4 separate regions of the Homo sapiens genome follow, and all the other regions are linked to region 2. Evidence: chromatin loops called from intact Hi-C (ENCODE). Cell type or tissue: PC-9. All regions are shown on one strand. Links, peaks and the distances in the headings refer to the core of each region. The heading gives the core; the rest is flanking DNA. Region 1 overlaps ASB18 (ankyrin repeat and SOCS box containing 18). Region 2 overlaps GBX2-AS1 (GBX2 and ASB18 antisense RNA 1). Region 3 overlaps AGAP1 (ArfGAP with GTPase domain, ankyrin repeat and PH domain 1). Region 4 overlaps AGAP1 (ArfGAP with GTPase domain, ankyrin repeat and PH domain 1).

Evidence for each region. Hi-C counts contacts between places; a loop is a spot of excess contacts. Peaks named below come from ENCODE experiments on the same cell type or tissue, not always from the same donor. Only the 100,000 strongest peaks of a DNase experiment are listed, where the experiment ranks them.
Region 1: it touches region 2 in a loop (4-fold over the local background); 3 of 110 quality-filtered maps call a loop at or near these places.
Region 3: it touches region 2 in a loop (17-fold over the local background); 91 of 110 quality-filtered maps call a loop at or near these places.
Region 4: a loop joins it to region 2, with 15 times the contacts of the local background. A loop is called at or near these places in 97 of 110 quality-filtered maps.

What each region holds. Positions count from the first base shown.
Region 1 is chr2:236,236,249-236,243,932 of GRCh38, reverse strand. ASB18 (ankyrin repeat and SOCS box containing 18) reads left to right here. Exons shown (of 6, transcript NM_212556.4): 2 at 2,531-2,653; 3 at 5,977-6,244. Among named protein-coding and RNA genes, the nearest start is that of ASB18, 24 kb to the left of the region's middle. RefSeq lists an enhancer at 4,796-5,426. In PC-9, for the core only: no CTCF peak of the experiment used is centred there; DNase peaks (open chromatin) are centred at 3,162 and 3,512; H3K27ac peaks cover 1,003 bases.
Region 2 is chr2:236,177,139-236,184,822 of GRCh38, reverse strand. All of the region lies in intron 1 of GBX2-AS1 (GBX2 and ASB18 antisense RNA 1), which reads right to left. Among named protein-coding and RNA genes, the nearest start is that of GBX2, 13 kb to the right of the region's middle. RefSeq lists enhancers at 4,468-4,983, 4,984-5,501 and silencers at 6,443-6,737, 6,943-7,237. In PC-9, for the core only: CTCF peaks have their summits at 3,576 and 3,775 (motif pointing right); DNase peaks (open chromatin) are centred at 3,782 and 4,592; H3K4me3 peaks cover 2,008 bases; H3K27ac peaks cover 1,955 bases.
Region 3 is chr2:235,763,192-235,770,875 of GRCh38, reverse strand. All of the region lies in intron 6 of AGAP1 (ArfGAP with GTPase domain, ankyrin repeat and PH domain 1), which reads right to left. The region is part of intron 3 of LOC105373942 (a long non-coding RNA gene); the gene reads left to right. Among named protein-coding and RNA genes, the nearest start is that of TNRC17, 250 kb to the right of the region's middle. In PC-9, for the core only: CTCF peaks have their summits at 4,245 and 4,444 (motif pointing left); a DNase peak (open chromatin) is centred at 4,435.
Region 4 is chr2:235,776,516-235,784,199 of GRCh38, reverse strand. The region is part of intron 6 of AGAP1 (ArfGAP with GTPase domain, ankyrin repeat and PH domain 1); the gene reads right to left. It overlaps LOC105373942 (a long non-coding RNA gene), which reads left to right. Exons shown (of 4, transcript XR_001739943.3): 2 at 710-886; 3 at 7,159-7,243. Among named protein-coding and RNA genes, the nearest start is that of TNRC17, 260 kb to the right of the region's middle. In PC-9, for the core only: a CTCF peak has its summit at 4,587 (motif pointing left); a DNase peak (open chromatin) is centred at 4,589.

The DNA.
Region 1 (7,684 bases), core at 1,573-6,572, 59 kb before region 2:
ATCGCTGGAGCCCTGGAGGCAGAGGTTGCAGTGAGCAGAGATCACATCACCGTACTCCAGCCTGGGTGACAGAGCAAGACTCTATCTCAAAAAAAAGGAAGGAATTGCATATTATTTATGTTACAAGAAAAAAATGAGCTTATTTAATTTTTTGACAATAAAATAAAGCCCTGAACCAAACCAAACCTTAGTAAATAACTCATAAGTTACTAATAAAGAACTGTTATCATTCATTTGAAAAAAAAAATGTGGCATTACTCATCTTCAGCAAGGGATGCACATTTAGGGATCAGTTCTCTGTCCCTGGAAGAAACTCACAGGTACCAGGGCCCCAGATCATGTCTTTGGGAACCCCGCATCTGTCCTATGGAGCCTCCTAACACCCAGGGACACTTATCTGGAACCTGGTCATTTTCAGTGTCCAGTGGGGCCTCCTTCACACATCCTCAGGGTGGCCACAACCCTTGGAACACACATCTGCTCATCACTGGTCATGGCAACAGAGAACATGGATGGGAAAAAAAGCTAAAAGACACTCTTCAAACCGAGAAAGACAAGCTTCACTTATTTCAGGTAGTAATTACTCTTTTTTTTTTTTTTTTTGAGATGGAGTCTCGCTCTGTTGCCCAGGCTGGAGTGCAGTGGCACGATCTCGGCTCACTGCAAGCTCCGTCTCCTGGGTTCACGCCATTCTCTCACCTAAGCCTCCTGAGTAGCTGGGACTACAGGCGCCCACCACCACACCCAGCTAATTTTTTGTATTTTTAGTAGAGACGGGGTTTCACTGTGTCAGCCAGGATGATCTCGATCTCCTGACCTCGTGATCCACCCGCCTCGGCCTCCCAAAGTGCTGGGATTACAGGCGTGAGCCACTGCGCCCAGCCCTTTTTTTTTTTTTTTTTTTTTTTTTTTGAGACAGGGTCTCACTCCACTGCCCAGGCTGGAGTACAGTGGCACAATCATGGCTCCTTATAGTCTTGACCTCCCAAGCTCTAGTGATCCTCCCCACCTTAGCCTCCCAAATAGCTGGGACCACAGGTGCATATCACCATGCCCAGCTAATTTTTTTTTTTTTGTAGAGATGGGGGGACCCTTGCTATCTTGCCTGGTCTCAAACTCCTGGACTCAACAAATCCTCCCACCTCGACCTCCCAAAGTGCTGGGATTGGCCAGACACAGTGGCTCATGTCTGCAATCCCAGCACTTTGGGAGACCGAGGTGGGCGGATCACTTGAGATCAAGAGTTTGAGACCAGCCTGGCCAACAAGGTGAAAGCCCATCTCTACGAAAAATAATTTAAAAAAAAATTAGCAGGGCGTGGTGATATGCACATGCCTGTAATCTCAGCTACACAGGAGGCTGAAGTAGGAGAATCACTTGAACCCAGGAGGTGGAGGGTGCAGTGAGTATCATGAAATATTATTCTTCTTTTGATTTTTCCCAACTATTTATAAATGTACAAACAATTCATAGCACCCAAACCATACAAGAGCTGGGAGTGGAGATCGCCAACTAGTGACAGCAGACAGACCCTTTCAGCCCTATCACCCTGAGAGTAGGTCCTGCTACCTGGCACCGCCTTCGCTTGGAGAAAGACTAAATCCTGGGCAGCCAAGAGGCCTCTCTGGAAAGTGGCTCCTGACAGTGCTGGCCCAGTTCTGAGTAGGTCCTACCTGATGCAACTGGAAGCCAGCAGAGTGGCGTGGGGGACAGAGGATGGACTCTTGAGACAGACGCACATGGGTTCCAATCATAGCACAGCTGCTAACTAGCCAGGCGGCCGTGGCCATGCTATTTCCTTCATGTGGTTGTTATTGGGAGTAAAGAAATAAATATGGTAATACTTAAAAAGCAACTGGTGTACATCGGGTGCTTCATAAATACTTGTTTCTTTCCTCTGAGCATAAGACTTTTATTTCCAGATTCCAAATATAGTACTTTAAAAAAAAATCTGAGAGGATATTACTTATTTGCTAAGTATTCTGGTCACCAAAGTCATTTTTGTAAGTGAGTCACTTACTCCACATAAACAGGTAAATGCAATGCTATTTAAGACTGGGGAATCATCTGCCCAACAGCAGGATAAATGAGTCCATCACAATTAAATGTGTGCTGGGAGTCTGCCCTCGGTGCATGGAGAGCTGCTTTGGAGCTATCCAGATGTGTCTGTCTCCAGAGTTAGCATCTGTATCATCACAAAGAGGGTGGCTGAGTACTGCGGCATCCCAGTGCTCACATGCCCCTGGTCATATCAAGTAACCATTATCACATCGGAGCCCACAGGAGTTATAAATATACCACCATCGAGCCCCAACTGGATGACAATTGAGTAATGACAATAGAAATAGCTCACACTCCATAAGACCATCTTTCCCGTTCCTGAAGAACTCTTCTGAAATCGACGGCATCTCAATGGAGAGACAGCCAGGGCCAGTGAGAGGAAAACTTCAAATATTTCAAAAGACAGAGAAGGATCCTCAAGCTAGAGCAGGGTCCCCGGTGCAGGAGTACCACACTGCCCTGGTCGCAGGGGACCTCGACCATCTGAAGCCCCTCATGGACCAGTTCTTCCAGGATGCCAACGTGGTGTTTGAGATCAATAAGGATGAGATGGAATGGCAGGTGAAATCTCCAGCCACGTTTGGACTATCAGGTACCCTTGTTCTTTAAAGCTCAGTCATTTATTTTTAAGGGGCTACTAATACTCTCTGGGAGTGTAAGGCTCCCGTGTGTAGACTGGGCACAGTGGCACTGGGTTTAACGTACACAAGAAAAGGACATCTGATGAAGTTTGCTCGCAGTAAAGTGTAGGTTTTAGGTGATGGCCTATAAGAGATCCAGTTGGAAAGGCAAAGCAGCGATTGGTGGGAATGCCTATCCGATGACGCTGGGTGTGCCTCTTGTCTTTACAAAGGAGCATTGGTTTAGGTGTGGAGCTGCCCGTGCCTGCATCTGGCAGCCAGGGAGGTGGGTGCTGAAGAAGGAAAGTCTCTCCTTCAGTTGCGCCCGGAGCAGCCTCTGGCACACAGCTCTGTGTGAGGTCCTTTATGAATCTGCAAATGCCACAGCTACAGCAGGGGCACAGCCAGCATCAGTAGAGGCAGGACCCCAGGACTCTCTGTAGATCCTCCTCCTGGAATCTGGGGAATCCCAAGAATGGGGAAGGAAAAAGGAAGAAACCAGAGGTCCTGACTTCATACGTGTCTGCAGGTGCTCTTGCTGCCTGAACATGGTCACTGTGCGCTGGGCGGACAAGCAGACCTCCCAAGTGGAAAGAGGTCCCCTCCTCCCCCTGCCCACTCAAGATGTGCAGACACTTGCTGACCACCATGCTGCATCTGGGGCTTTCTCGGATGGCACCCTGCTTTGGGCACCCCACCCGCCACCAGCTCAGATGCAACATATTTACCAAGAAGTTTCACATGCGTTGGAATCTACAGCAGCTCTGCCAGACCATGGGATTTGAGAATCTGAGGTCAGTGGCCGGCGGCCAGTGTCCCATGTCCCTGACTCTTAAGCTCTGGCAGGCAAAGAATGCGGAAGGTTGGCTTCCAAAGAACTGACACAGTTCTGTTTATACCTCACACGGGGAGAAGAGAATAAACTCAAAACACTGTCAGAGGGCCGAGCAGCTCCTGCCAACCAGTGAGGCGGTGGGGGCTGCAGGAAAGGCAAATGGCAGTTCCTGTTGGGGCTGCATGTCGCAGCCGACCCCTTCTGGGCCTCCTCTCCCTCACCTATCCCAGACCAAAAATACCAACGGCAGCCCTGGACATACACACACACAAATGTCACAATTTCAAATAGATAGTCATGTTCACCCATCATTTGCACATTCTGTATCCAAAATCAGTTTCCTCCTTCCCTCCCGAATCTTCCCACCCCTAAGTTCTGCTGCTGTCCTGTGGTACACCTGGACGACAGGATACTGGAGCACGCCCACAGCAAAGGGATGTGGGCTGGTACTGAGGAAACGGCAGCCCGGACAGTGAGTAGTGGCCCAAGGCCTCCACACAGGCTGGGAAGAGAGGGAGGCAAGCTCAGGCTGCCTGGATTCCAGCCTCCTCCGGCACAGACACCTGACTGCCCTGCAGCAGATCCAGCAGCAGAAACGACCAGACCCTGTTTGAAAGCAGTGGCCCCATGTGCTCTCCCATGAAAAGACTTCCCGGTGGCCAATTCCAGCTCCCCTGGTGGGGAAGGGATTGATCTGAGTACAGGGAGCAGGTCCCCAGTGGCCACCACCTCGGTGCCCCTCCGTGATAGAATGCTGGCCCATCCAGCCCACAGTCATAGAGAGCACTGACATGGGGGAGCTGATGCTTAGAGGGACACACCACATGCAGAGAAGCCTTAATTCATGTCCCTCCTGGTGGCAGAACTGGGACCAGAGGGCGGGAGTTACAGAAAGCTGATTCCGGCTTCCTGAGCCTTAATTCACGTCCCTCCTGGTGGCAGAACTGGGACCAGAGGGCGGGAGTTACAGAAAGCTGATTCAGACTTCCTGACTGCATCGCCAAGGACCTGGAGACGGTGCTGGCCCACACTGTGGCTGAGCTAGATCCCCACCTATGGCTTCTCCCCATCAGTCCCTGAGAAGACTCAGGAATCCAGGGTGGGTTTACTGAGCGCTAGGGTAGGGTGGGGCTGGGTTGGGGATTTAGCATTTCCCAGAGAAGGCAGTAAGTAGTTTTCATCTCTCAGAAAAACAAATCGAATCAAAAAACCAAGAGCTGGCACCTGCAGGAATGTAGGTTATTGTTATCACGGGGATAACAATGTAGATAGACTACATCCATCACCCCCTCCAGATCCGACCTGGTCTTCACTGGGAAGGGCAGCTCAAACCCATGCAGGTCCATGTCCCTGGGGCCTCTGGCCACCACCATTCCATGCCAGTCCCACAGGCCCCCCTTCCCCCACTGAGTGCACAACAAGCTCCAGGCTGGGCCTTGGGGACTCAGGGCGGCTGGAACTCGGCACCACATGCGGGTAGGTAATTAATGAATGGACTTTCAAGGCTGCTCAGCATGGGTCCTGGGAAGGAGGTGGCCTGTGAAAAGGGTCTCCTCTGCGGCTCATTACAGCCACAGTATCGATTCTTCCATCATTATCAGAAGGCCTTCCTGCCATGTGAAATCCTGCCCCTTGATGTGTATTCACCAGGGACTACATCCCCCATTTCCACGAGCGCTCCTGGCCGCTAACAACCTTCCACGGGCTTTTTGAAAGTGCCAAAGTTTTCAGAGAAGTAAAAATGTATAGCACCTGCTCCATTCATCCCTCAAGAAAGAGCAACCCTACACACACACACACACACACCCCTAAAAAGCGCAAAGAAACAAACCAGGATTGTGCTGAATGTGGACCACCACATCAAAGTGTGCTTCTGAAAACTCAGCCACTTGCAAGAGAGCTAAACTTTCTCTGAGTCCTTTTCTTGAACAACCTTGGTGATGTGTGGGTCAGTTTGTTTTGTCTGTTGTCTCTTCTTAATGATAAAGGGACAAGTTTGGAGCTCAGCTAAGGGAGTGCTGGATTCGGGAAAATTCCACAACCCACTTTCCTCTTTCAAGCTGCCCTAACTCAGGGCCTGGAACACGTGAATTCCTCACTTAAATTCGCCTACCGTGCACCCTGCTTGGACAGCTTTTAACTGACCCCATTTCCCAGTCACCCCCGTATTTGGCAAAATCCTCTTGCTTCTCAATACCCGGCGCCCCATCTCTCTAGCTCGGTTTTAGCCTTCAATCTCTCCTTTGTATTTCTTCCTCTGTCTACGCCTGTCTCTTCCCAGTGTGTCTCTCTGCTCTCTGTCTCTGTGTGCGTCTCTGATTCTATCCTCTTCTCCCTACATGCCTACCTGGTACCTACCTTTAAGAGACGGCTTCACTTTCTTTCCGCCTTAAGGAACACCGCCCACCACCACCACAACTAACCTCCCCCTGACCTTACATCCCACCTCCCTCCCCGCAGGCCTCTGGACCCTGGAGTACAAGCGTGAGCTCACCACGCCCCTGTGCATCGCCGCGGCCCACGGCCACACCGCCTGCGTGCGACACCTGCTCGGCCGCGGCGCAGACCCAGACGCCAGCCCCGGCGGCCGCGGCGCCCTGCACGAGGCCTGCCTCGGGGGCCACACCGCCTGCGTCCGCCTGCTGCTGCAGCACCGCGCCGACCCCGACCTGCTCAGCGCCGAGGGCCTGGCGCCTCTGCACCTCTGCCGCACGGCCGCCTCGCTCGGGTAAGGACCTCGGGACAGGCCCGCGGCGTCCGCCCCGCCCCGAGACCAGACGCCCGCCTCCCCCCACGAGACCGCCGACCCCGCCTCCGCCTCCGTCCCAGCCCCCGCCTCCGGACCCAGACCCTGCACCCTTGACTCTGCCCACTGGATCCCCAGACCCGCATCCGCCCCGTCCCTACCCCGGCCCCTGCCTCGGGACCCAGATCCAAGATCCCTGACCCGGGACCCCAGACCTGGCACCTCCCGGCCCTCGCCCCGCGCCCCGGCCCCGGCCCCCGCCCCGCGCCCCGGCCCCGGCCCCCGCCCCGCGCCCCGGCCCCGGCCCCCGCCCCGCGCCCCGGCCCCGGCCCCCGCGGGTTTAATTAGCGCTTGATTGCGAGCGCGCGCGGGAGGCGCCACGCCGAGGTAATGAGCGCGGTGATCACAGCCCAGCCGCCGGCGCCGGGGATGCTAAAAGGCCACTGGCGGGGTTGGAGGCTGAAAAATTAGGGTTTTTAATGATAATTTTATGCAGAATAATTGTCACAGTGTGACATAAATGGTTAGCTCCTCGGGCGGGGCTTCCAGGCCCGCTCGGAAGCGGAGCTGTGCCGGCCTCTAGGGAGGCCCAGCGGCCGCTCAGCTAGTTCGCGCCCGGGCGCGGGGTCTGGGGGTCCCGCAGCCCCCGTCCCCAGAGAGCGCCCTCCCAGCGTGTGCTCCGGGTCTCGGAAAGGCAGCGGGGCCACCTGTCTTTGCACAGGACTCGTGTGGGGTTTCTCGGCTTGCATTGTGTCATCCTGACTTTTCTGTTAGTCAAAATGCTCCAGCCCCTGCCCTTGGAGTTGTCATTGCATGGCCTTCTGTCTCTGGGGGAAGATTAAGGAAAGTCGCCCACGTTTAGTGCTGGGAACCCGCGCGGCTCTCTCAGAAACCGCATCGCCCTTGCTGCTTCTCCACCGACTGTCAAAGTTGCCTGGATGTCCTGCCCAGCAGGGGCAGCAACGCAGGCAGGCGGGACTGCTGGGCATTCAGGGACTCAGGCAGGGGACCCACCTAAGAAAGGTCATTTGAGTTCAGAGGGGGGATCAGGGGGCCACGTGGACCCCCGCCAGTCTTGAGAAAGAGGAAGGAAACAAGGTTCTAGCAATGCTCTTTAAAAGCAGCTTTACCGAGGTGTGATTGACATTCAGCAAGCGGCACGTGTTTAAGGCGTACAATTTGATAAATTCCGCAGACTTATACACTCGTGCAACACCCCGCAGTCCATGGAGGGCAGATATTTATCATTCCCCCTGTGGCCTCACGGTGCCCACGGTTCTCCCTCCCACTGGCCCCTTTCTCACTCTCCATCCCTAGCATCTGCTTTCTATTACTTGGCTTAGTCTGAATTTTCTAGAATTTTGTATAAATGGAATCTGCAGTCTTTTATCTGGCTTCTCTCGCTCGACATAATTATTTTAA
Region 2 (7,684 bases), core at 1,076-6,075:
CATTAGCACTAGGCTCCTTTTTAGCCATTCTAATCTCTCTAGCAAATGGTTGCTTAATGGCCTGCTTGTATTCCTCCCTTGAAAATGTTTTTTCTTTCTCTGCCACACAGCTAGGCTGCAAATTTTCCAAACTTTTATGCATTGATTCTCTTTCAAATATAAGTTGCAACTTTACGTCATTTCTTTGCTTCCCTGTCTAACTGTAGGTTGTTAAAAGCAGCCAGGCTGCCTCTTGAACACTTTGCTGCTTCGAAATTTCTTCTATCAGGCTGGGCACAGTGGCTCATGCCTATAATCCTAGCACTTTGGGAAGCCAAGGTGGGCAGATCACTTGAGGTCAGGAGTTCGAGACCAGCCCGGCCAACATGGTAAGGCCCCATCTCTACTAAAAATACAAAAATTAGCCAAACACAGTGGCAGGTGGCTGTAATCCCAGCTACTTGGGAGGCTGAGGCAGGAGAATTGCTTGAACCCAGGAGGCAGAGGTTGCAGTTAGCCAAGATCATGCCACTGGACTCTAGCCTGCACGACAGAGCAAGACTCCATCTCAAAAAAAGAAAAAGAAAAAGAAAAAAAACAGACTTTCTTCTACCAGATACCCTAAGTCATCATTCTTAAGTTCAAATTCCACAAAGCCCTAGAGCATGGACACAATGCAGCCAAGCTCTTTGCTTAGGTATAACAAGGGTGACCAGTTATACCTTTGCTCCCGTTCCCAGTAAGTTCCTCATTTCCATCTGAGACCTCCTCAGCCTGGCCTTCACTGTCCATATCACTATCAGCATTTTGTCACAACCATTTAACCAGTCTCTGGGAAGTTCCAAACTTTCCCTCATCTTCCTGTCTTCTTTGGAGCCCTGCAAACTCTTACAAACTCTGCCCATTATCCAGTTCCAAAGTCGCTTCCACATTTTCAGGTATCTTTATAGTAACACCCCACTCTTTGGTACCAATTTTCTATATTAGTCTGTTCTTACATTGCTATTAAGAAATACCTAAGGCTGGGTAATATATAAAGAAAATAGTTTTAATTGCCTCAGGGTTCTGCAGCTTATACAGGAAGCATGGTGTCAGCATCTGCTCCTGGTGAGGGCCTCAGGAAGCTCAATCATGGTGGAAGGTGAAGGGGGAACAGGCATGTCACATGGTGAAAGCAGGAGTGAGAGCAAGAGGGGGCAGGTGCCACGTTCTTTTAAACAACCAGATCTCACGTGAACCACCAGAGCAAGAATTCATCCCTCACCAAGGGGATAGTGCTAAGCTATTCGTGAGGGATCTGCCCCCATCACTCAAACGCCTCCCACCAGGCCCCACCTCCAACAGTGGAGGTTACATTTCAATATGAGATTTTGAAGGGAAAAACATCCAAACCATATCAATAAGAAGAAGAGAAAGAGCCAGTCACAGTGGCTCACACCTGTAATCCCAGCACTTTGGGAGGCCAAAGCGAGTGGATACCTTGAGCCCAGGAGTTCGAGACCAGCTTGGGCAATATGGTGAAACTCCATCTTTACCAAAAATACAAAAAATTAGCCAGGTGTGGGGGCATGCACCCATAGTCCCAGCTACTCGGGAGGCTAAGATGGGAGGATCACCTGAGCCTGGGAGGTGGAGTTTGCAGTGAGTCAAGATGGCACCACTGCACTCCAGCCTGGGTAACAAAGTGAGACCTTGTCTAAAAAAAAAAGAGAGAGAAAGAGAACAAAAAGAAAGAGGAGATAGAGAAGGAGGAAGAAGAGGAGATGGAGAAGGAGGAAGACAAGGAGGAGGGAGACAAAACCAAGAAAAGGAAAGGAGGCAATTAGAGAAGCAGGGAGGGAAAGAAGGAGAGAGGGAGGTAAGCTAGTTGATAAACATCTAAAGAGGCATTCTACTTTAAGACTAGAATTATCTTGGCTTACTTCTTTTCCAGTGAACAAAATATATTCTGGTTTGTTTGTTGGTTGGTTTGTTTGTTTTATTAAAGGGTCTAAAAACGTTTTCCTTTCTTACACAGTTCACACTGAACATCATTCTTTTTCTCACTGAGTGTATTACCTAAACTCAATTCTACAAGGCCTAAATTATTTCCTTTAATTTCAAATTTAGTTTTTAATGACACATTCACACAGCTCAAAATTCAGAAAGTAACAAAAGAGTAAAGGATGCGTTTACTGGCTGTTTCTACTTTAAAAAAAAAAAAAAAAGATAGCAGAGGGCCGGGCACAGGGGTTCATGCCCGTAATCCCCGCCTTTTGGGAGGCAGGAGGATCATTTGAGCCCAGGAGTTCAAGACCAGCCTGGGCAACACAGTGACACCTTATCTCTACCAAAAATTTGAAAATTCACCGGGCATTGTGGCATGCGCCTGTGGTCTCAGCTACTCAGGAGGCTGAAGCAGGAGGATCACTTAAGCCTGGAAGGTCAGGGCTCCAGTGAGCTATGATTGTACCACTGCACTCCAGCCTGGATGACAGAGTGAGACCCTGTGTCAAAGAAAAAAAAAAAAAGACAACAGAGGAATATTTTGCCTCCAACTTTTATTGAATGTCTTTGATTATTACTTGTCATTTGACGACAGAGAATTAAAAAAGAAGTGGCTGGGCACAGTGGCTCACACCTGTAACCTCTGCACTTTGGGAGGCCTAGGAAGGTGGATTGCTGGAGTTCAGGAGATCAAGACCAGCCCGGGCAACCCTATCTCTGCCAAAAATACAAAAAATTAGCCAGGTGTGGTGGCACATGCCTGTGGTCCCAACTACTCAGGAGGCTGAGATGAGAGGATCGCTTGACCCTGGGAGGCAGAGGTTGCAGTGAGCTGAGATCGTGCTACTATACTCCAGCCTGGGTGGCAGAGTGAGACCCCATCTCAAAAAAATAAAATACACAAATGAAGCTCTCCACTAATATTGGTCCTGGGGAGGCTGGCCTCTGTCCGCACCAACCATGTCCAGGACAGGACGAAACATTCATGGTTGGACCATCAGACACAATCCACAGTCCACAGGCAATTAGTACACAGACCCAGTACTGTGTGACGTGTTATGTTTAAAACTCTGAACCCAGCATTAGGCCTGCCTTTTTAGTATATTTACGTTGATTTAAGTTACTTGATAATCATCGACTCAGTATGGTTTAAAGAAAATCAAAGCCACTGACTCTTTAAGTCTATGGAGCATTTGCTGATCCCAGTTAACTGTATATAATTGTCAAATTTCCAATCTCTGAAATGACCCTTTGGACACACACTGATGGGGCAGGCTGTTGAACTTTTGCAAAGAACACTTAACCTTCTGCAGAAATGGTGTAAAATACAGGCTTGCGGAATGAGCTGGTCCACTCCAGTGCCCCCACCTCCTGTCCACGCCAGGCACCTAAGAAGCTGCTCAATCACTACAATTTCGGGTGCTATTAGCTTGCCAAGTGCTTTTCATCTTTTAAGGGCTGCCCAAGGGCCAAGGGATAAATCAGGAATGTTGTATCTTTTATTCCATTATTTTAAGGATAAATTACTGCTTAGTCAAATTTGTTATGTCCAGATGGGATATGCAGAAACCCCTGTATTTCAATTATGGTCAATACTGCATCTCATTTCTAGGATTTAAGTGTAGTTTGAGAACATCAAAATCCTTTTCAAACTCCGGGATTTGCGTTGAAATTGTTAACATCTTTCTCTGTTAAAACAAAAATTAATTTCACTAAATTGCTAAAATAAGCCTGAGGAATCTAGAACCCTGCGGAAGATTGAATAGGTATTGAAATTCATTTTCAGAGAGGCCTGCAGGTGGCGCCATAAGCAAACGGTCTTACCCTCTCCCACCAACCTACTCTCCCCAGAATTTAAAAAGGAGGAAAACAGGAAGATCTTAGCTCACATGATAAAGGGGAGGGGAGCCTACGAAAACTACAGATTCGTAAACTATCATATAGAATCGTGCTGCCATAATAAAAAATTCAATAATTAAAATATTGATTATGGAATTGCCTGCTTCCTTTGTATTAAATATGTGCAGTTTATAGTTAATGTGTTTATAAATAAATATAATTTTCAGTTGAATTTTTTATGATACCATAATAACATCCCAATCCTCATTTGTGTGTTAAACGTGTTCTTTAACAAAATTATACATTTACTATTGCAATGTAACTAGCTGGGTTTTCAGCCTTCATCTAATTTTCCAGAATGGTATTTCTGCAGTCCTAACATTCTTTGCTTAATCACTCCGATAAAAACGGTGGATTTCTTTGTAATGCAATTTGTAAGCAAAAAACATGATTGAGAATGCAGTATTTGCTGTCAACTATGTTTAACACAGGGTTTTAATTTAGCGGGTAATTATTCATTTGGTAGACGCTTTTTCCATTCACATTTATTTTCCCTGCTCTTAAGAAAGTTCGTAAGTTTGGAGAACCTTGGAAAACCAGGGTTGTGGCGTATTTGATGTAAGCCAGAGTTTGATACAGATGTTATCGCAAGAGAACATTTTTTTTATCTGCTAAAGACAGGAGGTCACATTAACTCGTAATACAGACACATAAAAATGTGATTATGGGTTCTAAACAGAACGCAGTAGGCTCCTAGTTAACACAATGAGATTTCTAGGAAGTGATGCATAAATTCTTCAAAAATGACACATTTCTCACGTTCCATTCCAATTAAATTACTGAGGCAGCTAACAGCCATGAGCACAAAGTACGGGATAAAATGAGGGTTTGCTTCTTGTAACTGTGTCTCTGTGAAAGTATATTTTTATGAGAAGCAGTTAATATTAAGCTATTATTTTTCAGCTGTGCTGGAAGGGATGTCTTGAGCCTTTCTTGTCGCGCTCTCCCCAGAAGAGCCTCCCCCTTTGTTTCTTGGGTTTGCTGATAGGAAGAGCGCGTTGCTCCACCGGCTACCGCCTTCACCTGGGGCTTTGGAGTGAAAGGGACCAGCCCAGGAAGGGGTCCCCAGCACCAGTCCCCAAGGGTGGGTGTAATCGCTGCCCAGAGGCCCTCAGCCAGGAGATTCAAAGGTGGGAGGCGCCCCCTCCGCTCCGCTCCCCCTACCCGCAGCGCCCGGCCGGGACGGGAGGTGCGGGGCTGGCCCCCACTCGCGATCCGCGAACACGCGGGGCCTGTCCTCCACGCCCAGCTCAGGCTTCAGGGACACGAGCGCCCCGCGGCTGCGCGGCGTGGGAGGGGGTTCCGACAGCCTGCGGAGCCCAGCCCCACCCTCCCCAGACCCGCTGGCAGCAAGAGGGGTTCAGGGCTGTTGCCCCGGGAAGGAGGCCCGAAGAGCTTGCAGCCGCCGGGAGGGGTGGGGCGGGAGGGGGCGTCGGAAGACAAAAGGATGTGAGGCTTTAAATTCAAAAAGATGTTTTGAAAGCCAAGCGCTGGGGTTTGAAAGGCGCTGGGAGGACGGCGGCAGAGCGATCCCAATCAGAAATGCGATTTGAAGTCCTAATGAACTTGATTGCGTGAACATTTATAATCCCCCATGGCCCTAAATGAAATCAGATATAATCAGAAGATACAGGGAAGGGAGTGTTTACAGCCGACGCCGGGCGGCCGCGGGACGGGGAGATGCGGCCCCGGTATTGATGTCGAAAATGATGGATAACGCGGGAATGGCAAATATACTATTTGTCTAATGGCTCGGCAATTAAATTCCCCTGTAAATGACCCATGCCTCATTTCATCCTAATCTATGGAATTTTGATTGAATTCGTCAGCTCTAATTGAAAAATACTGCACTTTAATGTCTGCATTGCAGTTTCAGGACGAGAGTGGTTTTAATGAGACAGTGCCCCCATGACCCGGGAATATTTGAGACTTTTATTCGGAATTTAAAGCCAGGAGATTGCTCGACTGAGCCCTGAGATTTCCTCTCCTGTATCCACGTCCATCCATCTCCAGACGCGATTTAATAAACGCACTTAAGGATAAATGCGCCCCCGACCCTCGCGCCAACGTGTTACCCCACGGGCGCCCCTCCTCGGAATAAGGGACGGCGGAGGCCGGGGAGGCGGGGGAGTTGGGGGGCTCAGAAGGTCCTGGTCCCTCCCCGGCCCAAGTTTCCCTGCCCTCCCTGCCACCCTGGTCCCCAGGCACTGTCGCGGACCCCAGACTCCGCCTTCCCTAGGCCAAACCTAGGCGACCTCCCTGGACTAGGAGGCCTGGCTGCCTGCCACCCGCGCACCGGAAGAAGGGACTCGCGCACTCGGAGAAGGGGCCGGGCCCCGACGCGCTTTATATGCAAATGGCGAGGCGAAGCCATCCCTGAGAAATTAGCTACTTGCTGAAGCATATTTACTAGATTGAAATGAGTTAAAGAGAAACATTTTAAGTCGTGCAAACGAGATAATTGGGCCGCATTAAAGCTGGGGATGTTTGCTCCTTTCAAAAAAAAAAAAAAAAAAAAAAAACCGCCGGAGGAGGAGGAGAGCAGTAAAAGCACGCGTAGAAATGAAGCCCCAGCTGGTCAGAGACCGGAAATCCGGTAGTGCACGGGACGGGTTCCCTCGGGGATCTCGGAGGGGAGACCCCCACCCGGGAGGACTGGAGGCAGCGCCTCTCCCGCCCCGGCGCGCGCAGCCTATTTCCCTCTTTCCAAGGGGCCAATCCCCACCGCGGCCCGCAGGGGGCGCGCTCAAGGCAAGGTCCCGCGGCGAGAACGGTGCCCAGTGGGAGCGAAGGGCGAGGCCAGCCCTTGGTCCTTGGCCGGCAGTTCGGGTCCCGCCTCCAAATTCGCCCCCCTCCCCCCCGCCATCTCCAGCGGTGTTCAAAACTCTGATGGCATGGGGGGGTTGAGGGGGTGGCCCTGGGGAGACGGAGTGTGGGGGCAAGCAAGAGGTCTAGGTGCACGCGTTGCCTATCCCTGGCCCACGAGAATGTAGCTAAGGTTTTGCACACATATTTAAAGTAAAATAATCAAAAATGACAGAAAAGGCTTCTCCCTGGGAAGGCCGTGCCTGGCGCCCTGGCGATGCCAGACTTGGTGCTGAGAGCAGACGACAGAGGGAGGACTCTCCAGGGCCAGACACGGCCTCCGCACCTCCGTCTCGGTTCGTGCAATGGGGATGGCGCTGCGCCCACCCAGTAGAGGCGCTCGCGAGCTCTCCCTTCCCAGGAGAGGCGTCGTATGTTGTGAAATGTCACACTGCATCCTGTTCCATTGGGTGGCCTCTGGTCTGTTTTTAGATGTTCCAGAGGCCGGGCGCGGTGCCTCACGCCTGTAATCCCAGCACTTTGGGAGGCCGAGACAGGTGGATCACTTGAGGTCAGGAGTTCGAGACCAGCCTGGCCAACATGGCGAAACCCTGTCTCTACTAAAAATACAAAAATGAACCGGGCGTGGTGGCACGTGCCTGTAATTCCAGCTACTTGGGAGGCTGAGGCAGGAGAATCGCTTGGACCTAGGAGACAGAGGTTGCAGTGGGCCGAGATTGCGCCACTGCATTCCAGCCTGGGTGTCAGAGTGAGACTCTGTCTCAAAAATTAATTAATCAATTAATAATAAATAAATAAATAATGCCCCAGAATCTGGAGCCCAGAGGCTGCCCTCCCACGGCTACTCTCACTCCGAGAGCACAGGCTTTCGCCCCTGGCTGGCCCGCGCTCCCCAAGCGCCCTGCAGCGTGCTCGCTCCTGCAGCTGCCCTCCTGAGCATCCTCTCTGGGCCAGGCGCCCGGCCCACGTGTGCTACACGATCGAGTTCAGTGCC
Region 3 (7,684 bases), core at 1,776-6,775, 410 kb after region 2:
TCAATTCCAGGGATTAGAACTTGAGTATCTTTTGGGACCCCATCTTCCTGCTCACCACACCATCTCGGTACAGGGGTCAGACATTCCTGAAGCATTGGAATCTGCCACTTTGAGCTTAATTATCCTAGCACTGACTGTGATAATCCATGAAAGGCAATTTTTTTCTCAAAATCCACCAGCTTTTCTAAGCAGTTTAAATAAAAGTCTGAAATGATTCTGAGTGTTCTAAGCCTTGTCCTTCAGTTTAAGCTTCTATTTAAATCTTCTACTTTAGGAGATTTTATGATTGCGTGAATATCCATCATGGGCAATGCAGGAACCCTCCGGAGCCCCCACTTGAGAATCACTTGAACCTAGGAGGCGGCAGTTGCAGTGAGCCGAGATGGCACCACTGCACTCCGGCCTGGGTGACAGAGTGAGACTCTGTCTCAAAAAGAAAGAGGCCAGGCGTGGTGGCTCACGCCTGTAATCCCAGCACTTTGGGAGGCCGAGGTGGGCAGATCATGAGGTCAGGAGATCGAGACCATCCTGGCAAACACTGTGAAACCCGTCTCTACTAAAAATACAAAAAAAATTAGCCAGGCGTGGGGTGGCGTGCGTCTGTAGTCCCAGCTACTGGGGAGGCTGAGGCAGGAGAATGGCATGGCATGAACCCGGGGAGCGGAGCTTACAGTGGGCGGAGATCCCACCACTGCATTCCAGCCTGGGCGATACAGTGAGACTCCGTCTCAAAAAAAAAAAAGAAACAAAGAAAGAAAAAAATGTGTGTGTATATATATGTGTTATTACTAGGAGGTGGGATTATAGGTGATTTTTACTTGCTGTCTTACAGTTTCCTGTATTTTTACAAACAAGTTATTTTAATCACAAAAACATGTTTAAATGTGTGTATTCAGAAGATATGAGATACACTTGCTAATATATGAAACATACATAAGTGTGTATCTTAATAGAAATACATGTGAAGTGTAACTCTGGAAAACCAAAGTCCTTGGAAAGGACTGGATGCTCCTTGGCAGCCGAGGGCCATGTCCTCCCTCCCCTGTGCCAAAGCAGAACTCAGCTAACACAAGCCAGGCTGCCTCGGAGCGTCGCCTGTGCCTCCCCCATGATCCAGGACCAGGTGAGAGGCGGCACCTGGAGATGCCCTTTAGTCACTGCTTTCGTTTTTTTTTCACTGCCTCCCCGAGATTTTGACCACGATATTTTACAGCAATTAATTGTATATTGTGTTGGAAGGATTTCCTCTGAATGTCACTAAACTTCTTCAAGAGCATCCTAACTTATCTCACGCAACAGCATGAACGGAACAACTAACTGTTTGCATTTCTTTAACAACCATTTGGGCAAAGGGCCTGCCCAGGAAGGAGGACAGAAACCAAAGACCTGAGTGAGGCTTGTCACCATCTCCTCGCAAAACTCCAATTCCTTAAAACATTATTTAGTAGCATAAGCCAATGATGCAATGCCAACAATTTTCTGCAAAAGAGTGAAGACCACGCAAACCTTGCCACTGGAGGAAAAAGAAAACTCAAAGCAGAAAGAGTTGGGCACGCCCCACTCAGCAGCCCAGGCATGTCCTGGCTCTGGTGAGCAATGACTGCATGACCTGCCACCAATCCCAGGAGTACTCCTGGAGGGCACCGTGCCAGGCACTGGGGGACAAAAGACACGCCTGGGCCCCAAGGTAGCAGCAACAGGACTGTGTGACGGAGCTACGGGGGACGGGCACTAAGAACCCAGAAGAGGGAAAATACCCAGGAAAACAAAATATCTGAGAAAAGGATCCAAGGCTGGCAATTTCTAATCCAGTTGAATAATTTTCACTCATTTATGGTGAATTACTCGAGTACTGGGATCTTTAGTACAGTTGGTATAATTATTGGAATATTTGCTAAGGTCTGTCATCAGGAATCCTATTTCTGAGATCAGGGTTTTTCAAACTGTATTTCGGCAGCAGGTGTTTCTTCTTCTGTAAGAAACAGATCTGGGAACTCGATGAATCAGAGAGAGGAAGCTGCAGCGCTGGCCAAACTGGGGCCTGGCCCACATGGCTGCCCAGATCCCCGACAACACTGTCAACCGCTAACAGTGCTGGGAGCAGGCTTCATCCCACGGCGGCTGTGCCTACCCTCTCTACAAAGCCGTGCCCACCTGCAGGTAGGTTCTGTGAATGTGCCCCGGCACCGTGCACATCCCTGGATGCCGCCGGAGTTTACTGATTCGACTGCAACACCTGAACCTTGGGCCCCAGCTCTACCCATTGGCTCCCCACAGAATGCCCTACATCTTAGAGGATGGTAAAACATTGTCCTTTGGCACTAAAAGACTACTTTGAGAAAGCTACCCTCCTAAGGGGAATGTGGCTCTCCGCTCTGATGAAATACCCACTTTTACTTAACTTCTTTTCTCATGACTTTCTGCCAAATTTTCACTACTCTATATACTGAAAGTAGTAAAATTCTCCAAAATCTTTATAAATTCTAGACATTCAATTTGTACATATTCTGATAGAGAAAATGTTTGAAGAATACTGAGTTTGTGATTGGATCTATTTCTCATTTGAGGTACTGAAAATACAATTAGTCCCATTTTACAAATATAGAAATTGAAAGTGTTCTAATATGAGATGCTACAATTTCTCAAATTCTAATGAACCTTGTGTAGTGAGAGAAAATAAAGGGTGAAAACAATAAACAAACGAAAAACTGGTAGGGAGAAGCCCTCTATCTTAGGGTAAGAAAAACTAAGAGGGAAAAGAAAAAAACCTTCAAAAACTAGAAGACTCTGGCCAGGGATGTTGGCTCACACCTGTAATTCTAGCACGGTGGGAGGCAGAGGCGAGTGGAATGGCTGAGGCCAGGAGTTCGAAACCAGCCTGGCCAACATGGTGTAACCCTGTCTCTACTAAAAATACAGAAATTAGCCGGGCATGATGGCGTGGGTGCCTGTAGTCCCAGCTACTTGGGAGGCTGAGGCAGGAGAATTGCTTGAACCTCGGAGGCGGAGGTTGCAGTGAGTCCAAATCACGCCACTGTACTCCAGCCCGGGCGACAGAGCGAGACTGTGTCTCAAAAAAAAAAAAAAAAAAAAAAAAAGACAAGAAACTGGAAGATTCTATACCAAGATAAATGGTATACATTACAATCCCATCCGTGCTGTGCCCCCAGCCCACTGCCAACCCCACAGGGAACACAGCAGCTGCTAATCCTCTGGAAAGGTCCTACTGCCTGCAGAAACTTACCACTCTTGGTAACGGTGCTTAGATTTGTAAACGGAATATCTACATTTCCAAAAAATGATCAACTCCCGTCATGCTCCCAGGAGTGTCAGTCTGACTTTGCCTTTGAGGCTTCATCTCTCTCTGAACACGACTGCATAAAGGTAAGGTCATGGCTTTGGTCAACGGAAAAAGCAACGGCTGCACAGAGGCTGATGGTGTGGGCCGGACCCCCAGCCCGCAGAGCCTCCACGCTTGGCCCGGGTGCTCGCTGGTGCGCACGAGAAGCCTGCGCCCAACCTGCCTCCCGATTCAAGGCTGCAGACGCTAACGTGAGGTGCCTGGCCAATCACTCAAGCCAGAGAAACTCTTGGTGCATTCTGTTAAGAGAGAATGATGGGCTAAATAATAAGTCCATTTATTATACTCTATAAAGAAGTATCAGGCCAGGGTGCAGTGACTCACACCTGCAATCCCAGCACTTTGGGAGGCCAAGGTGGGCAGATCACCTGAGGTCAGGAGTTTGAGACCAGCCTGGCCAAGATGTCGAAATCCCATTTCTACTAAAAATACAAAAATTAGCCAGGCGTGGTGGCGGGCTGTAATCCTAGATACTTGGGAGGCTGAATCAGGAGAATTGCTTGAATCTGGAAGGCAGAGGTTGCAGTGAGCCAAGATCATACCACTGAACTCCAGCCTGGGCAAAAGAGCAAAACTACATCTCACAAAAAAAAAAAAAAAAAAAAAATTAGCCGGTGTGGTGGCACGCACATATAATCCCAGCTACTCGGGAGGCTGAGGCATGAAAATTGCTTGAACCCAGGAAGTGGAGGTAGCAGTGAGCCGAGATCTTACCACTGCACTCTAGCCTGGGCGACAGAGCCAGACTCCTTCTCAAAAAAATACAAAAGAAAAACTTTGTATCTTTGGCCAACTTTTCTTTGATTCTTCTGTAAAGTTACATGCAGGGCAAAATCACAGAATATATAACCACAGAATGTAGAATTCTTTAACCACAGAATATAACATTTCATCTTTTTAATTGTGTTCTCCTCCTCATTCCAATGAATGAAACTTTTTTACTTCTGCATTTGTGTGCTGCTGATCCAGTAACTTCACACGCTTTACGGAGTGTATCTTATTACAGGTCTAAATGGTCTCTTAAACCAGTGTGTTTTATTATATCTGTATTCTCCATGGTGACAGCAAAAGGAAAACATTTGCGCAGGAGAATAATCCTTAGACGCGCTTTCAATGCCCCCTAGTGGCGGTTTACTAAATTACAACAGCACTTGCATACACTGTGCTTCATGGGCCATACGGTCCTTCTAGCTCAGACCTTGTCACAGACCCAATGTCCTGTTACCCACATATTCTGTTGCATGCAGAAAACGCTCTGTGAATTTTTATTAGTTAGCTTATAAAAATAATCGATGTGTTATCGTACTGCATTTAATCCAAGCACCCTGTGTTAAAATGGCTTAAATTTTACTAAAAACAATTATAACTTAAAGGAGCATTTTATTTTAGCTCACTACCAAGTTTTTTAATGTAGCCAATGGCTTCTAAGTACGACATTCATAAAACAAGAATCGAACTGTGCAGCCAAAAGATACAGACCTAATTTCTAGCACCTGCCTTGCTACTAAACACTCTATCTGACAAGACCGGTCCTGTCCACCTGTGAAGGGAAGGGTCGAGCTAGGTGGGGTCTCTGTCCTTCCAGCTCTGAAATTCTACACATCTAGAGGTCAGGCCAGAAATGTAAGCACTACCTTGGACTTTTCATTGAATAATGAAATCTTGGTGCGGGCATGGGAGTATTTCCCAGTACCCAGATGACTATGTTGGTGTTCAATATTTTTTCTTACGGTTTACTCACAACGTTGAATGAGAGAGTTTTCTGAAACTCCAGAATTCACAGACCATAAAGATTCACTCTGAACTATGGCTGTGCTTGGAATACAGTTGGCTGGGGATGAGTCACAGCCCCTCCTGCAGACGTAGACACGTACAAGGCAAAGTGCTGCCGAACATTTAGCGGGGAAGCGATTGCTCAGCCCAGGGAGAAGGGAACATGTGGTACAGTCCGGTTGGCTGTGCTCACGGCACCAGGACTGACCACGCGGCAGTGAGCCGATGAGCCCCCAAACGAACAGTGTTCAGCTTCTCTTTTTAGGCTGGACTGCTGCTGATTAATTTACATGTTCGACTAAAAAGTGCAGGCACATGTTCCCACTGGAGGGGCCGGGCCTGTGGGGGCAGCGTGAGACTACCACCCATGGGGAAAGCAAAGCAGCTGCCACGGGCGCTCGCAGGTGCCCCCATCCCACAGACACTCCCAGATACGCCCACCCCACAGACGCTCCCAGATACCCCCACCCCCACGGACGCTCCCAGATGCCCCCACCCCACGGACGCTCCCAGATACCCCCAACCCCACGGACGCTCCCAGATACGCCCACCCCACGGACGCTCCCAGATACCCCCAACCCCACGGACGCTCCCAGATACCCCCACCCCACGGACGCTCCCAGATACGCCCACCCCACGGACGCTCCCAGATACCCCCAACCCCACGGACGCTCCCAGATACCCCCACCCCACGGACGCTCCCAGATACGCCCACCCCACGGACGCTCCCAGATACCCCCAACCCCACGGACGCTCCCAGATACCCCCACCCCACGGATGCTCCCAGATGCCCCCAACCCCACGGACGCTCCCAGATGCCCCCAACCCCACGGACGCTCCCAGATACCCCCACCCCACGGACGCTCCCAGATGCCCCCAACCCCACGGACGCTCCCAGATACCCCCACCCCACGGATGCTCCCAGATGCCCCCAACCCCACGGACGCTCCCAGATGCCCCCAACCCCACGGGCGCTCCCAGATGCCCCCACCCCACGGGCGCTCCCAGATGCCCCCACCCCACGGGCGCTCCCAGATGCCCCCACCCCACGGGCGCTCCCAGATGCCCCCACCCCACGGGCGCTCCCAGGTGCCCCCATCAGGGGTGGGAACATGCAGGCAGCCGAGCCGACTCAGGACGCAGCAGAGATAAGGAGACATGTTTGGGTTTTAATTCTTTAGCTGTTGTGGCAGTGACCTGTCAGTGACTGAGTTCTGAAATCCTGATATTTCAAACATGGAATAACAGATTTTTACGATCACCAAAGTGGGGGGGATGTGCTTTAGGTGCCTGGGAAACATGGATCTACGTGACCAAGATCCCCAGTCCAGATGGACAATGAGGAAAGGCAGAAAAGGAATAAACATGGGCAACGGGGAGGGGCTGAAGCGACCGTGGTGGGCCACAGCTCTTCCCTGAAAATCGGTTTCTGTGCATGAAAATGAAGGGTAGAGAGAGATTCTCAAGCCCTTCAGAGCACCAACGACACACAGCCATGCTCAAGGAACTGGCAGTTTTGCTTTTTCTTTGCCTCCTTTGAAGTGTACTTCAGATATTTGTCTGTAAGGTGCTCATGTGCCGATAAAAGCGCCTACCAACCAGTCGGAAGAGCTTACGGAAGCATGGCACTTCTGCCGTGGAAGTTCGCCTCCACATGTCACAGCCACACATGGGCAACCGCCACACACGGGCCGGAGCCACGCACGGGCCAAAGCCACGCACGGGTCACAGCCACGCACGGATCACAGCCACACACAGATCTTCAGACCAGTGCTCTGTGCTGTCAGCATTCTGGGGAGCACGGCTGCTCCCACCTTTGCAACCGCCTGATGACCCCAAAAGCGCGCATCTGTAAGAGCAGCAAGGACTGCCTGGGTCCCACGTGTCATCCTCAGGAGTACACCTTTCCTACCTAGGACAGGTGGGAAATCAGATAACAAAACAGATTACAGGACGTGGACTTATTTTCATATTTGGGGGTGACTTACATGAAATAATACTTCTGTGTATAAACTGATAGAGGTTTTCAAAATGAATATACCCAGTGTGGCCAGGTGCAGAAAAAGGGCAGCTGCTGGAGAACGCTGAATTAGGACAGGTCTCCTGGAAGGCCAGTCAACACCAAGGATTCAAAGCCTTAACATTCTGAAGGATGTGGACACACAGTCTCACTTCCAGAGATGGATCCTCGGGAAATTAGGAAGGACAGAGACACAGCTTTCAGTAAAGAAAACCATGCACGGAAGCACTCATCTAAATCAAATACAGAGGGATAAAAAACCAACCAAATGTCTAATTGGAGACTGGGTCCAAAAGCTGTTCTGTTTGCTCAAGGAAATGCCGTGCAAAAATCAATAACCACAGGGTGGGAAAAGTTTCACGGTCGCGGATCTCTTGTCCAAAATGCTTGGAAACCAGGGTGTTTTAATTTTTTTTTTTTTGTGGAATATTTGCAGGCTGAGCATCCCTAAACTGAAAACCTGGAATCCGAAATTCTGCGTGAGCACTTGTGTGCCATGTCTGCACTCAAAACATTTCGGATTTTGGAGC
Region 4 (7,684 bases), core at 1,523-6,522, 400 kb after region 2:
CTGGACCCATCTTAATGTACGAGACCTACAATGACATTTTTAATGTAGTAACAATTTTTTTGATTTCCCCCTATATTTTATTAACACATTTTTTAAGCATACAAAAAAAATTTGAAAGCGAACACCTCCTTCCACTCCGGCTACATTTTATAATTGTAACATGTTGCTACATACTTGCTTTATTATATATCTATCCACCCATCCATCCGTCCGTCCATCCGTCCGTCCGTCCGTCCATTTCATTTTCTGATGCAATTCAACTACGGTGCAGGCATCAGTTCACTCCCACACATTTCAACATGCACGTGATTAACTATTAGGTTCTTTTTTTGAGATTAAATGTACATACTGTGAAATGCAAAACATCTTAGTTGTACCGGTCCATGAATGTTGACAGATGCCGTGTAACCCAAGCCACGATGAAAATATCCCCCTGAGGAGTTCCTCTGGGCCACCCCCAACCCCAACCAATCCCTCCTTCTCACTTCCTGGCAACCATTCTTCCGATTTCTTTCATCACCAATCAGTTTGCCCGTTGTAGAACTTCATATAAATGGAATCATTCTTTTCTGTGCGTGCCTCTTTCCACAGAGCATAATGTTTTGTGGGTACGTCCATAAAAACAAGTTTTCAAACCACATCTCTGGCATAACAAGATACTAGAATCCTGTGATGACAGGGACGTCACAAGGTCTTTTTCTCTCCACAGTGACACACAGCAGTCCGTCCTCTGCTTCCTAACAGGACTCTATGAGAACATGGTGATGTCCTACCACAAAGAAAGCAACACCTGATTATCAATAACTTCTCTGGTCCGGCCAAGGATGAGCAAGGAACAAAGAGCTTTTAGAACATTAAGCATACATCTAAATTTATTTGACCTGAGGTATGTAAATGTTAGCTATAGGTAAAAGGTTATAATGACTCTTCAGGCCATAAATTCAACTCTTTTTTTTAATCCCCAAATCTTGCTATAAACTACCTTAGGAAAGTATCTTTCACTAAGAAAAGCCTGAGAAACACTTTGTCTTTGGTGACATCATGGTTCAAAGCTCACTGAGAAAAATGGTATTTAAGAAAAAAAATTCATGGTGAACACTTTGAAAACAAGTGTCAATCACTGACCAGATCCTCACTCTGCAACCTAGACACACACACACACACACACACACACACAATCTCCTGCCGATCACAAAGTAGTCTAAAAGGTTAAAAACTAAAATAAACAAACCACAATTTATTGCACTTACAGCTGAAAATGCTGCCTCCCATACAACACCTATTCTGTCACTGCCAGTTACACAGCTACTTGGAAAAGGTATACTTCAACTTAAACACAATCAGTAGGTTTACCTTAATACTGAACGCTGTGAAAATTAGGCATGCAATACGGTTTCCTCAATACCATCCAAGGGTGATAGTTAAAGAGAAAGTGGGAATAGGTGACTGGGACTCCTATTCAGTTATTCCAAAGAAGGTAGACTTTCCTTCTGGGCTTCAGCGTTCTCCCACTGGTACTGCTACACAGCACCTTTTATCTATTACTAGCATAAATGTTTACACATAAGCTTTTCTAGTGATGCTTTTGCAAATTCATTTTGAAGGGGGAAAAAAACAACAAGCATAGACAAAAAGAACTCAGATCTGTGCCAGTTAATAACCCAAACCATTAGCACCCATCTAAAGAATTAAAGGAAGTAATCTGAAAGTAATGCAACCATTTCACTGTGGACACTCAAATACATCTGTGGATGAGATATGTAAGTAAAAGGCAAATTACAGCTTGTGAAATTTTAGATGGCAAATGGTGACATTGTCAAAGTATAGAAAACTGGCTATTTCCTTCCTCCAAAAAATAATATACATGAGAAAGATGGTAAAGACATTACCTCTGTTTTCAAAACAGATTTCTCTTTTGATGGAAAAAATACAAAAAAAAAAAATGGGCAGGAGTGTAAATACTATATAGTAGCCAAAGTTATCCTTCAAATAGATTGAAAATCCACTCAACCATGGCTTTGAATCAAATGCCATGCTCTTGGTGCCCTGCGTCTGGCCTGTAGCCTCTCGTGAGGAGGGCACCTGCCCAGCTCCATCTCCTGGGCTGCAGGCCTTCCTTCTGAAATGAAGAGTTAGTCCTGCTGTCCAGTTAAACTAGGCCTTAAAACAACAATTCCAATCAACTATGGCCAAACAGTGAACATGAAAGGAACCACATTGTGTCACTGGGTCTAGAAAGTTAAAGGGCATCACAGCTCCCATGATGCATGAAGACGTAGCTTCAAGCTTCCTTGATTCTACAAAAGGAATGCGGAAACTCCGTATACACTAGCGGCATCCATTAGAGAATCAGGCCTCTGATGAGATTATTTACATAAAAAAAAAAGTCCCTCCTCCCCCCAAAAAAGCCAACTGGTGATGGGAACAATAATTTGCTATTTGGGTATTTTTCAAAACAGCTTCCATTGGCTCAGGCCTTACCCTTCCAGAGCCCACTGCATTAGAAAAGAGAGGCACTGGATACTGTTTGGCTTACGAAGGCTTCTAGGTGCCTCCGAGACTGTGAATCTAGGAATGAACACGTGTCCAGTGAAAAACTGTCTGCATTCAATAAGTGTGATTTAGTCTCCAATAAAGACCCAACTCTTCATTTGTGCCTTTCTGGCCTTTATAAGCATTTAACTGTCATAACATCCATAATTCAGCACAGAAAAGGCATCATAGAGCATTTATTATAAATCTTACAAAACATCTAAGGCCCCTTTGCACTTTAATCATGTGATAACAGTTACAATAAGATTGTATTAAAAATTTAAACTGCCCTACTTAAGCAATTTACCTTCAAACGTCCATTTCCAGGGAATGAATCCAAGGGATATGAATGTCGAACCCCTGGACAGATTTATTGCACCAAAGAATATTTCTCCCAATATAGCTCTGATGAGTGAAGTCTAATGACTTTAGTTTTATTACTTTTTAAGCACTTAATGGGAAAATTTAGACATTTTCACAAGACTGAGCTTCAACAAGAATGGTACATTTAAAAAATGACAGGTAGGGAAAGGTCTGTAAGATTACTTTAGACATACCCAGATTAAATATAATCAGTGGAAATTTTAAGGCAATGACTAATATCACAGGTTTGCCTCTGTCATTATTAGTTTGGGTTTCTTTTTTTAAAATGTCTTAAATAATTGTCCAGAGAATATTTAGCAAAGAGTGGCTGCAGAGAATTTTATTCTTATACATGTAAAATTTTAAAGCCATTTAAAAACCCCACAGTATTTAATTTTTTTTCCCACACTTATAAACCACCTACCTTGAAGAGGCTACACAGCAGATACCATCATTATCTCAGTATAATTACCCCAGCCTCGGCCAGGATCAACTGTTTCTACCACCAACCAGACTGTCAGCGGGAGAACTATCTTCAAAATGTTCAGAAGCAAATCTAAAAGTTTTCCTTTACTTGAAGTAATTTTTCCCCCAACTTAAACCCACAGCTGTGATCCCTCAGATTTCAATTAATGCCTAGGCAGTAATCCTATCAATCACCAAGGACTATAAATTTCTTATCTTTCTCATTAGCTACACCGTTGCACAGCTTAAATATAAACATACCTTGCCACAGCACTGTAAATTACTTGGCCGAGCAACTCTACCCACCGTCAGAAGGGGCAGGAATGATTTCAGCAAATCTGTGGTGTGCTTGCTGCACTAAAGCTGATTTACACTTCTCCAAAAAAATAAAAAACCACCAAGAATCACACTGACAGAAGATCTCTTTGAGTTTGCTTACTTGGCTTAAAACTGGTAATGACCTGTCTTTATTAGTATTACTAAGTTTTATGGGCAGAATCCAATTTTCTGTGGAAATACATATATATATATTTTGCTGCATCTGCCAATGATATCTTTTGCAGTTACCTGTAGCTATTAATTTTCTTAAACCTAAATTCCTCAACTTATTTTTTAAAGCTGTAAAAAAAGAAAAAAAGCAACAAACTATCTTCTTCTTGAAATAAAATTAGGCACCACTGTATCAAGAAATGGTGAAAACAGGAGGTAGGGGTGGAGGTGGGAGGGGCAGCCCCCCCCAGGAATGTCACCTCCTATTTCAAACACTCTTTTAGGCTAACGTGGTGATACCATCACTCCAGGTCTTGCATGAACCGCTTCATCAAATTTTCTCTAAGGAGATTGTGCAGTCCAATTCTTTAATGGAATAGAGGCTATTTATGCCATTTGCTGTTAAGTACAAACTTTGCAGCGTACATTCCAAGCACGAGTGGTGAGGATTTTGCTGCTGCTGCCCTTTACAAAGCAGCTACCAGGGGTCCCGGCTTTAGGCTGCACAGTTCTGACAGCGGTCCAGGCTTCAGCCATGAGCTTCCAGTTTCCTATCACATTCACTTTATGCCTAATTTAATTCATTGTATCTTTCAAATTAAAATGGATGTAGCACATTAACTGGTTTTCACCTTCAGTCTGCAAAGCCTGTAGGTTACTGATGATCTCACCTGAAGGAAACCAGGGGCAGGGATGTCTGAGCCTCAGCCCCAAGGGCACCTCTAGCCAGGGCGGTACTGCCATCTAGTGGCCTCCGCTTTTCCAAGGAGCAGCTTGGGCTCTGGACTCGCAGAGCTGAAGGGCAGAACCCGGAGAGCCAGCGGGTTCTGAGTGCTGAGCTGAGCTCTGACAAATTCTCACATAGCCAAATATGGCATTCGAAGAGCCTGGAGGGGTAAGTGGTGACCAGACAGACTAAGGTCCTACGGGATGAAATGTAACCAATATTCATCCCCAATTATTTTTAGATTACAAACAACCCAAGAGTGGCCGAGGCCCCTCAAAAAAAGTCAAACCCAACACAGTCTTAAAAGCAGAGCTAAATCGTTAGGTTGGAGACTGTGTGAATTGTATCTTGGCGAGGCTGTATTTTAAAAATAACACAAGTCACCTGAATCCACTGATGTGTCTACAAGGATTTTTCTCCCTCGAGTCTTCTAGCTGCTCCTCATCAAGTTACTGAGGCTTCCTTGCAGATGAGTCTGTGTTCTTGGTAAATGTTCATAGGTTGCCTAACAGGGGTGGGGAGCGCCGAAGCTGACTGCCTGGGTTCCCAGCTCAGTGAGGCAATTTATGACCTGCATGATCTTTACCAAGTTACCTGGCCCTTTTGTGGCTCAGTTTCCTTATCTGTAAAACATACACACAGGATATGCTTCTTGGGGTTGGTGAGGGAAGTCAGTTGATCCATGTGAGGCACAGAGAGGGTGCCAGCCTCCTGCAGTGAGGACTGCCACGGGGCTGGAGAGGCCACAGAGATGCAGGTGACAAAGATGTGGTGCCCGGGCTGGCATCCCTAATATGAGGGTCTAGATGTGGTTGTTCCTGATCCCATGGGGTTTACAGTCTAGACCAAGAACACAGCCATCAGAGGCCACCGTCATCTCCAGGCCATGCTGAGTCCTACCTTGTGTGGGGCCCTGCTCCAAGCACTGGCAGGACCTCTATCATCACCAGTTTCCCAGATGAGGACCCTGGCACTGCGTCTCCAGTCAGGGGAGCCACATGGTAGCCGGGAATTCCGACCTCAGAACTGAACTAGGGAGGAGAGGGGGAAGAAACACTCCCTGGGAAGCCAGAAGCTGGAGCTCTATGCTCACAGATAAGGAGCGAGTGAGTGAGGGGCCTGGGGCAGGAGGAAGAGCACGGAGCAGGAAGCATGAGGACAGGGACTCTTAAGAACCTCGAAGAACCTTCTGGCTCTCAGGACCCACAGCACAGTGGTGGTCTGAGAAAGACACTAAAGAGATGCTGTCTGATTAGACGTGAAATAAAATTCCCTGCTGGCTGCACTGGTCAAAGAACTGGGGGAAATGGGTGGATACCCAAAGTGGAAAGTGCAGAAGGAAACCCAGGCGGGGCGATGGTGGCTGGGGCCAGGGCTCTGATGGCAAGGGTCGTACAAGGTACATGAACCAATACAACCTGGTGCTCAAGCAGCCACAGGGAGGAAGGGAGGGGAGTCAGAGTGGCCCAGGGGTCTAACCTGAGCCAGGGACAGAGGGGCCACCCAGCTGGGGCCCAGGTGTGATGTCAAGGACACAGCTGATATTTAAGTCTCAAGCTCAGAGAAAGGGTCTCAGTGGCCAGAAATGTGAGTGCCTCGGTGAAACACACAGATATGAGATCGCCCAGGTCTGAGGCAGAGGGTGAGGGCAGCGGGCTCAGGGCAGAGCCAGGAGGGGCCAAGGAAGTCCCCTCCTTCCAACCACTACAAACATTTCAAAGGTACAGAAAATGTAACATACAACAGATAAACCCCATAAACCCACTAATATCCAATAAATACAAGTCCTTTGCCATATTTGTTCTATCTCTGTATGTGTCAACTGAGTCAATTACATCACAGCCATCATTCGTTAACGTCTCAAACACTTGAGCGTGCACCTTTATCAGGACATCTGCCTACCTAGTCCTTATGCCAATGGCGGTGCTCTAGGAAGGTGCTGGGCAGGAGGCTTGAACGTGCTCAGGTGACAGCTGAAGGCACTTAGGACCAGCGTCGGATTCTGAGAAGGCGATTGGAGGGGTGCAGGTGAGACAGCTGTGACTCGTCCTCTATGGCAACAGGACATGGCGAGTACAGCCAGCGTAATTTGCTGGTGAAACAACGGTTTCTGCTCCCAGAGGCAGACGCAAGGCTGCCTGCTGATAACGAGGAGGCAGGTGGGAATCAGCCCCACACGGGCGCTTCACACCTGTAATTCTTCTTCTGTCCCATGTCTGCTGGTTCTGTCTCCAGCTCGGAGCAGCTCAGGAAATCACTTTTGTCTTTTTTTTTGAGACAGAGTCTCGCTCTGTCACCCAGGCTGAAGTGCAGTGGCGCAATCTCGGCTCACTGCAACCTCCGCCTCCCAGGCTCAAGTGATTCTCCTGCCTCAGACTCCCGAGTAGCTGGGATTACAGGCGCACGCCTGGCTAATTTTTTGTATTTTTAGTAGAGACAGGGTTTCACTGTGTTAGCCAGGATGGTCTCGATCTCCTGACCTCGTGATCCACCCGCCTTGGCCTCTCAAAGTGCTGGAATTACAGGCATGAGCCACCGCGCCCAGCATCACTTCTGTCTAATACTTCCTCGTTTCTCTGCAGGATCCAGCCTGGCCTCTCAAGAGCAGACGCTCACATGATAAAACGTGCTGGGAACTCACCATGTACTCAGCAAAGGGAAGCAAAGGTGAGCACGGCCCCAGCTTTTCCTGCTCCGAGGCTGATTCCAGTTTGGCGGAAAAGCCAGAGAGGTTGCAGCCAAGAAAGGGCTAGGAGAGCCTCGAGATTTTGGAAAAGGGGCTCCGAGTTGGTGCCGATGCCTGAGGGACGGGCAGGTTTTCGCTCAGAGCAAGGCTTTGAGGCTAAGGAAAGGGTGCGAGCTTGCAGTGCCTGGAGTACAAGGTGTGCAAGGGGAAGGGGGAGGGCCCTCCGCTCCCTGCAGGGCATAGCACCTGCAACACAGGAGGCTCTCTGGGAATAGCTGCTCATGAGCGAGTGACGCCCACTGGGACAGGTGGTGCCACATTCAGAGGGCGGAAATACTGGCGCCCTGCACTGCCCACTGCCTTACACACTGGCCTTCAACTTAGGAGACCCTCGACAAGAGGGGTTCACAGCCAAAAACAAG